2 separate regions of the Homo sapiens genome follow, and region 2 is linked to region 1. A link is a contact called in ENCODE Hi-C or POLR2A ChIA-PET data. All regions are on one chromosome and are shown on one strand. The core of a region is the stretch at or near the end of the contact, and the rest is flanking DNA. Distances in the headings are between cores, read along the strand shown. Region 1 overlaps C1orf116 (chromosome 1 open reading frame 116). Region 2 holds the start of LAMB3 (laminin subunit beta 3).

What was found. A loop is a pair of places that touch in the nucleus more often than their neighbours do. ChIA-PET counts read pairs that join two places held with the same protein, here RNA polymerase II (POLR2A). Pooled maps may share reads with other maps.
Region 2: a loop to region 1 is called in a map of PC-9, with 29 times the contacts of the local background. The contact joins the promoter of LAMB3 here to the enhancer-like site in region 1. A Hi-C loop is called at or near these places in 2 of 168 maps with a recorded cell type or tissue (PC-9 and mammary epithelial cell) and 1 of 50 pooled maps. POLR2A ChIA-PET finds 5 or more read pairs at or near these places in 1 of 52 experiments (PC-3).

The regions. Positions count from the first base shown.
Region 1 is chr1:207,023,584-207,027,765 of GRCh38, reverse strand. It overlaps C1orf116 (chromosome 1 open reading frame 116), which reads left to right. Exons shown (of 4, transcript NM_023938.6): 2 at 87-272; 3 at 2,702-2,879. The coding sequence starts at 168. Among named protein-coding and RNA genes, the nearest start is that of C1orf116, 7.1 kb to the left of the region's middle. Within about 2 kb of position 2,150, at least 13 of the 41 ENCODE cell types and tissues checked have a DNase peak (open chromatin) inside an H3K27ac peak, as active enhancers do; they include PC-3, PC-9 and mammary epithelial cell, where a contact is called at or near this core.
Region 2 is chr1:209,651,175-209,655,340 of GRCh38, reverse strand. It overlaps LAMB3 (laminin subunit beta 3), which reads left to right and starts at 2,916. Exons shown (of 23, transcript NM_000228.3): 1 at 2,916-2,972. RefSeq lists an enhancer at 2,215-3,414.

The sequences.
Region 1 (4,182 bases), core at 901-3,400:
TGTCCTTCCCGCCATGCCGCCCAGGGCCTGGGCAGAGCCTTGCCGAAGCCTCGGCTCATGTGTGGCTTTGATTCTTCTCTTTTCAGGCCCGGCTTGGGACATTGTTCACTTCCCCTCGCTTCCCCTCTAGAAGCCCCCTTTGCCATCCCTGCACCTTGTTTCGGGTGATGCCCGAGAGGGAGCTGTGGCCAGCGGGGACTGGCTCAGAACCCGTGACCCGTGTCGGCAGCTGTGACAGCATGATGAGCAGCACCTCCACCCGCTCTGGATCTGTACGTAATACTCTCCCTCCCGCAACCTGGTCTGCTCTCTGCACACCTGCCCTGCCCTGCCCTGCCCTATCCTTTCCTGCCACCCATCCTGGCTCACTGCACCTTCTCTTTCATTGTTGGGGAGTGATTCACAACACCAGTGGGTGCTTTCTGCCTGAGTCAGCCCTGGCTCTATAGAGAATAGGATGGGACGACCTTAGAGAGCAACTGGGCAAATGAGACTTTTTCCGCCGATTTTCATTAGGTTGGGGGTTGGGTTGAGCAGAGAGAGTAGGCCTGTAATCTGAGGTCATGGTGGAAACCAGAACATAGATTCTTGTAGCACATGGATTATTGAAGTTCTCTGCAATGAGCAGCATTACTTTAGTCTCTTACAAAGATCAAAGAAAATAGGTAATTAGGAGCCTAGGTTCTGGAACCAAACAGATTTAAGTTCTCTACTTATAAGCTGTATGACCTTGGGCAAATTACTTAATTTCTCTAAGCTTTAGCCTCCTCAGTTTTCAAATGGGATACTTAGTGTTCATACCCAATTCAATTTGTGGGGAGTAAATGTGATACAGGTAAAGCACCTAGCATATGCCTCTATATAGAAAAGAATCAGCCTTTCTAGGAGCAGAGACTGAGAATCTTCCAAAGTCACTGTGTTTAGCTACTTGTGAGTGGCATTTAATAAACTGTAATTTTTCTGGGCATGAATTTAAATCTCAGTTGTTGTGAGGCTGGTGTGAAAGAGTAAATCTGTGCTGCATCCAGACGCAAACATTTGTTGTTCATGCTTGTCACATACATAAGAATCATAGAGAATTTATGCTTTTTTGCATTGTATCCTATAGAGGTATTTGAAAATTTAAGGGTGTCTACTGAATGTCAAGATGTTTAAGACAACCAGTGGATTTTGATATGTAAAAATAGAGTAGAGAAAGAAACACACATGCACAAATCCAAAGTGCAGACAATCATACAAATTTCATTTTGACCCTAGATAATGGGGCTGTGGAGACGTCTTTCTATGTCTTTTAGGCTGAGGCCAACGTGAATAGTCACATAGCATTGGACACAGAATGTGACAGGGATTAAAGGTTTTCAAAGTGAATCATTCATGAAGGAGAAACTCAGAGTCAGCTTATCCTTGGCAAGGCTATTTTAGGAGGAAGAGGACAATAAAGATATTTTTCTTCAAGAAACTCTTGGCGTCAGCTTCAGAGCTTCCAGGGGCTATATTTGGGGCTTGCTTTAACATGTAGGCCCACATGCGAAAGGAAGTTCCAGAGGCAAATGGAAGGGTTATTCTGCAACCCTCTCCCCTCCCTCCAGGATATTTTTAGAGCTGTCTCAAAATCTTTCCTGGCCATCTGAGTGGGCCTGAAGAATATACAACTCTGAAGTGTCCCAAATATTAGGAAAAGGGCTGGAGATGCCAAGAAGAGACTTGGCCCAAATTTCTTATATTCCAATTTGCCCTTTTGTTTTCCCTTCAACCTCCTCTGTGGAAGAGCAACTATTCCAGCAAACTTCTAGCCCCATACAACATAGACAGTAACTGTCTGAGATGACCATTATTATTTTCTTCCAAAAACCTCTATGTACTCTCTCATAATGAATATGATCTACTTTAAGATCTACTTAATATTTAATACTAAGCTGCTTTTCCCTCCTCCCATACCATCCAGTTTCTCCACCAACCTCCCCCTTTAAGTTAATATTTGCTTTAGAAATGCACACTTACTTGAACATTAGCCAGAGCCAAATGTCATCAAGAAAGTAAATGTACAAGGGGAAAAATTCCCGTATGGAATGCATTTCAAAGTCAAGTACAAATCATTTAGTACATTTATCTGTGGCCAGTCATGCCACAGTTCCTACTGGCCTGGCAGCTCATAGCTGGCTTCATTTCCTGCTTTTCCTCATACTGCCCTTGACATACCAGATCAAGTATGCAGAAGTACTTTTAAAAGTTAAAAGCAATACCACTGAAGTTTCAGGTCAAATTGTTATGTTGCACTTCTTATTTGGAGCTAAATCAGAGGTGCTCAAAGTGAGATGTTTGACAAAGGCTGTCAAACATTGAAACTTGGGACTGCTTCTAATCTGTGCCCCTAAGCATTCAAGCCAGGACTGAGCAAAAGAAAGGCCCCTGCCATGTGCCTGCCCAGCTCCAGAGCTGGGCGCTAGTGGGCCAGCCTCCTGACAGACTCTGCCCTCCCTGGTGCCTACAGTTTCAGGAGGCAACTCCAGCAGCTTTGCAGAGTAGCAGGAGGGAAAGGTTTCCAGCTCTTCAGCATTCCTTCCTCTCTGCAGGGTGGTTCTCAGGCCCCGCCAGTTTCTGCGGAGGGAGCGCTTTCTCACAGCTCTCTCTCCCTCTCCTGTTCTTCTTCTCGCCCTCCCCCCCGCCTCCCCGCCCCCGCCCCCAACCCCAAACCCAACAGAGTGATAGCAGCTACGACTTCCTGTCCACTGAAGAGAAGGAGTGTCTGCTCTTCCTGGAGGAGACCATTGGCTCACTGGACACGGAGGCTGACAGCGGACTGTCCACTGACGAGTCTGAGCCAGCCACAACTCCCAGAGGTTTCCGAGCACTGCCCATAACCCAACCCACTCCCCGGGGTAAGGCAGACCCTCTGGGGTGGAACCCCAGCAAAACCCAGAAAATCAATATGTCCCCTCCGGCCACTTTCTACCTCGCCTGCCCTCTACCCCAAGGGTCACAGGCAGAAGAAGGTGTAGCCACACTCCTCACCACTCTCCTGGCTAGAACAGAGCCTTGTCCCTGGAGGGAAGGAGGGACCCCTGGCAAGCCAGCTTCCTATGTCTGTCTATGAAGTATCAGAGCTCTAGAAGGGAAAGGGGTTTGACCAGCTCCCATTCTCCTGTGGAAAAATTCTAAAGAGATATGACCGCAGAGGCGGGGGAGGGAGTCAGGGAGGGCTGGGTGGTTGGCTCTGGAGAGACTGAGTCAGTCTAGAGAGCTAATCTGGGTGACACAGAGGACAAGGGTAGGAGAGATAAGGAGAAGGAAGGGCTCCCCAGCTGCAGTGGGAAGTACCTCAAGGCCCTCGTTAGAGAGCGTGGAAAGCCAGTGGTATTCAGGCTCAGCAGAAGGGGAACAAAACAACACACAAGTGTGGCCATGACTGTGGGGCCACATGTCCCAGGGTGTGAGAAACCTTTTACTCCTGAGGACAGTCCCGCTGGTATTGGGGCTGCAGTTTTGTGTTGTTTCATTTAGCAAATATTTATTAACAAGTAGTTAGACCTTCCCTGGAGCTAGAGCTATAAATGGGGACGTAGGGCTTTCCTGCTCCATGAGGCTGATTCACTGGCCCAGGGGGCCTGATGTACCTGCCTAGCTCACTGGAAGGAAAGGAGTCACTTTCTGGTGTGGGGACACTATGGCTATTACAGAATTATCCACATGCTCATAGAAAGTGCAAGTAGAAGGCAGAAGCCTGGTTGAATCAAGAGCAAATCACTTATTCAGAGGCTTGCATTGGGCTCAGTTATCTGGGAGGCCCAAAATAGCTAGAAGGAACTGTCCCAAATTTATCTCCAACCCTGGTGCCTCTGTAGAAAACTGGGGAGAGGTCAAGTCAATAACTTAGAGCAATCAGGGGTCACTCTCTTGCCGCCCATCATGAAAAATTAATTCTCAGTCAAAAAAAGATATGCTATTATTATTTGTAGAAATGGGGGTCTCTTATGTTGCCCTGGTTGGTCTCGAACTCTTGGGCTCAAATGATCCACTTGCTTTGGCCTCCCAAAGTGCTGGGATTACAGGCATGAGACACTGCGCCTGGCCCTGGATCTGCTATTACTGATCTATTAGTCTAAATGATATCCAGACAAAAGTGCTGCTCTTGTAAAAGCAAAGAAAACAAGGCAAAATAAAACCCATTCATTGCTAGTTTGG
Region 2 (4,166 bases), core at 1,667-4,166, 2.6 Mb before region 1:
TGGGAAGAGACAGAAAATAAACATAAGCAGATAAATTATATAGTTGGTTAGAAGCTGGTACATGATGCCCCCCTACCAAATAAGTAAATAAATAACTCACCAAAATATAGGGTAGGTGGGGTTAGGAGTGTTAGGATGGGGGACAGGGATGGGGCAGGGAAGTTGGCTGTAATTTTAATAGTGTGTTTAGGATAGGCCTCATTGAGAAGTTAGGATCTGAACAAAGACTTTGAAAGAGGTCAGAGAGTTAGCTTTGTAGATATCCAGGGGCAAGACCGTTCCAGGCAGCAGAAGCAGCTGGAGCCAAAGCCCTAAGCCTGAGCTAAGACAGGGATAGAGGCCATTGTAGTAGAGGTGAAGAGTAATGGGAGGAAGGTGGTGTAGGGTCCCCTAGACTCTGAAAAAGCTCTGGCCTTGGCCCTGAGTGGGATAGGGGCATGTGAAGATTCTGAGCTCGGGGTGCATAACCTGCTGTGTTGGGACTTGACTGTATATCAGTGAGGAGGCTGTTGCAGACGTCCCAGGAAAAGAGGCTCAGGCCAGGAGGGAAGAAGTAGATTCTGATTATTATTGGAAGGCAGAGCTGACCGAATTTGCTGATGGAGTGATGAGGTTTGAAAGATACTGAAGTCTGGGATGACTTCACTAGCCACTTTCCTGAGCACACATTCTAATAAGTCAAGGCTCTAGGGCAGATAAGTGCTCTGTTGTAGGAGGATGGGCGCAGGGAGAGAGGAAAGGTGTGCACACAGGGGAGGCTGAGGGGCTCCAGCCACAGTACCACACCCCTTTAATCTTAGCTGGACCCTGATCTGGCCTCAGGCTCTATTTTAGGCTACTTGACTGAACAAATTGGGTTCTGAAGCTCCAGAGCTTGTGCCTGGAGCCCTGGAGTTCTTGGGGGACTGGATCCCCACTTGGAAATGATCAGTGTCCCTCAGGAGTGAGGCTGGCTGGGCTGCTCTTGGGGGTCTGCATAAACAGCTTCCTGGACTTTGCCGGGAGTGTAGGGGAGAGCCAAGCACAGCAATTGGCATGTCCCTCCTGCGAAGCCAAACCACTCCAGGACCTGCCCAAGCCTGTGAAGTCTGAGACACCGAATGTGTATTTACCTGGGCTCATGGCCTCAGATAAAGGGAGGAGGAGGAGGATTTAAGGGGCCCCAGCTACTCATGGTGAGGCCCACCGCACACCTGCCCTGCCTTTTCTCCTCTGAGGATCTGGGATTGCAACACCTGCTCTCTTCTGCTGAGTTAATTATTAATGAGTTCTTTGTCACATCCTCTGGTGATGGGCAGAGGGCGAAAGTTTCATGAGCGCTCTGAGTTCAGGGAGTTGGGGAAGTGGAGAGAAAGAGACCACCAGGTGGGAGAACTGAAAACACAGGTGTGTCAGAGTCAGAGCTGACCTTTCTCGGTGGGGGACTTGAGGGAGGTCTCTCTGTGTTGAAGGGACACTGCTTCTACTGACCTTACTTGCTGAGTTGAGCTAGATTTCACTGGAATGCTTACAGGGGGCAAGACTCTAACATTTATTGGACTATCAATTATGCATCAACTTACATCAACAACTCACTGCCCACTTGCTAATTACACTATTTCTTCTGCCTACCTGAACTTATGCTTAATTCGAATCTGAGGGTTAGAAATGCCCAATTTAATCCACAAAATTCTACATTTCCCCCTTAAGGGTCTTCAAGCCAATTTCTTGGACATAACCCTCCAATGGTGGAGAACTTTCTGTTTAGGAGACACTAACAAAGTGGAATCGTAGTTAAGAAGCTCCTTTAAATAGTAGCTTTGAGGTCCTAGCATTCCAAAACGGTGCCAGTGCAGGCTCTCCAGGGCCAAGATATGGACTGGCTGACCCTCCAGGTTTCCCTAAAAGCTCTCTGACCCTAACCTGGGGGAAAGAGTGTCCTGTGAGACCAGCCTCTCAATTTGGACCTGCCACTTCCATTTACAGTGGCTGGAAGCCCAGGATCCCTGAGCAAGGAGCCCACAAAAGAAGCTGTGTTCTCAGGCCTGGCAGGAGGCCAGGGAAAGTCTGTTTTGACTTTGTCAGTCAAGCTATGCTTCAGCCTTTCCTTCCACCACTTGTGGTCAGGTCTGTTTTCTGGCCCTCCAGGCGGGCATTCCTGCCTAGGGAGGGAGGGGCTAGGAGACTAACCCTCCCCACAGGTGGGAGGAGTGACTCACAGGCAGCTACCTGTCCCAGGGCTCCCTGCCAACCCTGTGGAGGGAGCTGGAGGCGAGCCATTTAGTTACTCTGCTCATTTCTCTTAAGCTTTCCTTGGATGAGTTGAGCTTTGAATCCTTCCTGATGAACCTTGCCTTTTAAGGATCCTCCAAATGCCCCAAGAAGCTGGGATTTTTCATTTTTTTTTTCACTGGGGAGGGGAATGGTGCTTTCCAGGGTCCTGGATGTTTGAGTCTTCTCACCTTCCAGCCCGGTGATATGTCTGGAGCTTTAACTCTCTATATAAGCCCTAATCTTTGTGTTCTCTGCCTGATCTTCTGTCTGGGGTGGTCCAGGTCACAAGAAGAAGCTGACCCCTGCTGGCTTTGGGAAAATGCTGAGTTCATTGCCTGGCACAAATGCAAGGGCCCTTCCCCACCCTGTGAATTCTGGTCTCTGATGATCACTTACATGTGCCTTGTGCTTTCTGTTTGAGGGGCCCCTTGCAGCCCCCACAGGCAGGTGGGCATTGTGGAGCTCACTACAAGAACTCTGGGACGGACCGACCAACCCACTTGCCCAGTCCCGTCCTGGGAGGTGGGGGTGCAGTGACGACAGATGGGTGTGACGGCTGCCAGATTCCTGAGACCCGCCCTGCGGTGGGGCTACACCCAGCCAGGGAGTCTCCAGAGGTGAGGCTGTTGTTTAAAAACCTGGAGCCGGGAGGGGAGACCCCCACATTCAAGAGGAGCTTTCAGGCGATCTGGAGAAAGAACGGCAGAACACACAGCAAGGTATGTTACCTGTCTTTACCTGCCTGGTGCGGGCCGGATGCGGGAGGAGGACTGTATCTCTGGATGCCTGGGGCCTGGTTTCAGGGCCTGATTTATTCCTCTTCCTGGGAGCTCACTCAGGTGAGCTAGGTTAAAATGTCTGCTACAGTTTTGATTTCTTTTTCACATTTGATAAGCACCTCAGTGGCTTAGAAGAAAGCAGGTTCAGATCCGGGGTTGAGCACAAAAGAGAAGTGAGAAGGGTGGGCTGGCCTGGCTCAGAATGCCTACTTGCAGGGGGATTTTCAGTCAGGGGTGGGAAAGCTGAGAAAGCACTGGATGAAAGTCAGAAGATGGGTCTCTCTTAGGCCATCGTTAGCTGTGGGACCCCAGGCCACATGTTCCCTCCCTGGGCCCATGACTCTTTTAGGAGAGGGATTGGAAGGAATGATTTTGAAGCATTAGGATCTATAATTTAAAGATGCCAGAAATGTCCTCAATTTCCCCCCCCGCCCCTGCCTTGCCAAGCCCCCAGCCCTCCACCCCAGCCAAAAGAGTTTGTGGCTGTCATTGGAACAGAGTGAACATCCAATTCAAGGCAGAAGGGTCACTGCATGAGCAAGGGTGGGGCATGTTTCCACAAGGCAGGCCTGCCTCTGGGACCCCACGGTGGCTTTCGAGCATCCTTCCCCAGCCTCCTTCAGAATCCCTGCTTTGTGGCCTCCCAGCCCCACCCCTCTTGTCGAGCCCCAGCCCATCATTGAAGACATTTTGGGTTGCTTCCCTTTCAGAAGAAACCCTCACTCACTTGTTAAAGACAGCCATACATCTCTCCCTGTTGCATCCCAGAATTGTGGGCACAGAGCCTCAAACTCAAAGTGGCCCTGAATGGTATTGGAGGCCATGCCCGTGACAGGAGAAGGTTTGCCTCCAGGCCGTCAGCCACTCTGACTCATTCACTTTGGGCGGGGCTGGGTTGAGGCTGCTGGTCTAGGCCCTGAGAAAAGCCAGCCCTCTCTCTTGGGGCTGGAACTAGGTCTTGGCCCTTTCTACAGCTTTTCTCCTGCAAAGGGTCCAGCCTTTTCCTGCTCCCCACGTTGTCCTTACGGCTGTGTGGGGTAGGGCAGGGTCCACACTCCTTCCCATCCATTTTAGAGGAGGAAGCTGGAGTCTGGGAAGGGATGGGATTTTCCCAGGGCACCCTGTGAGTCACAT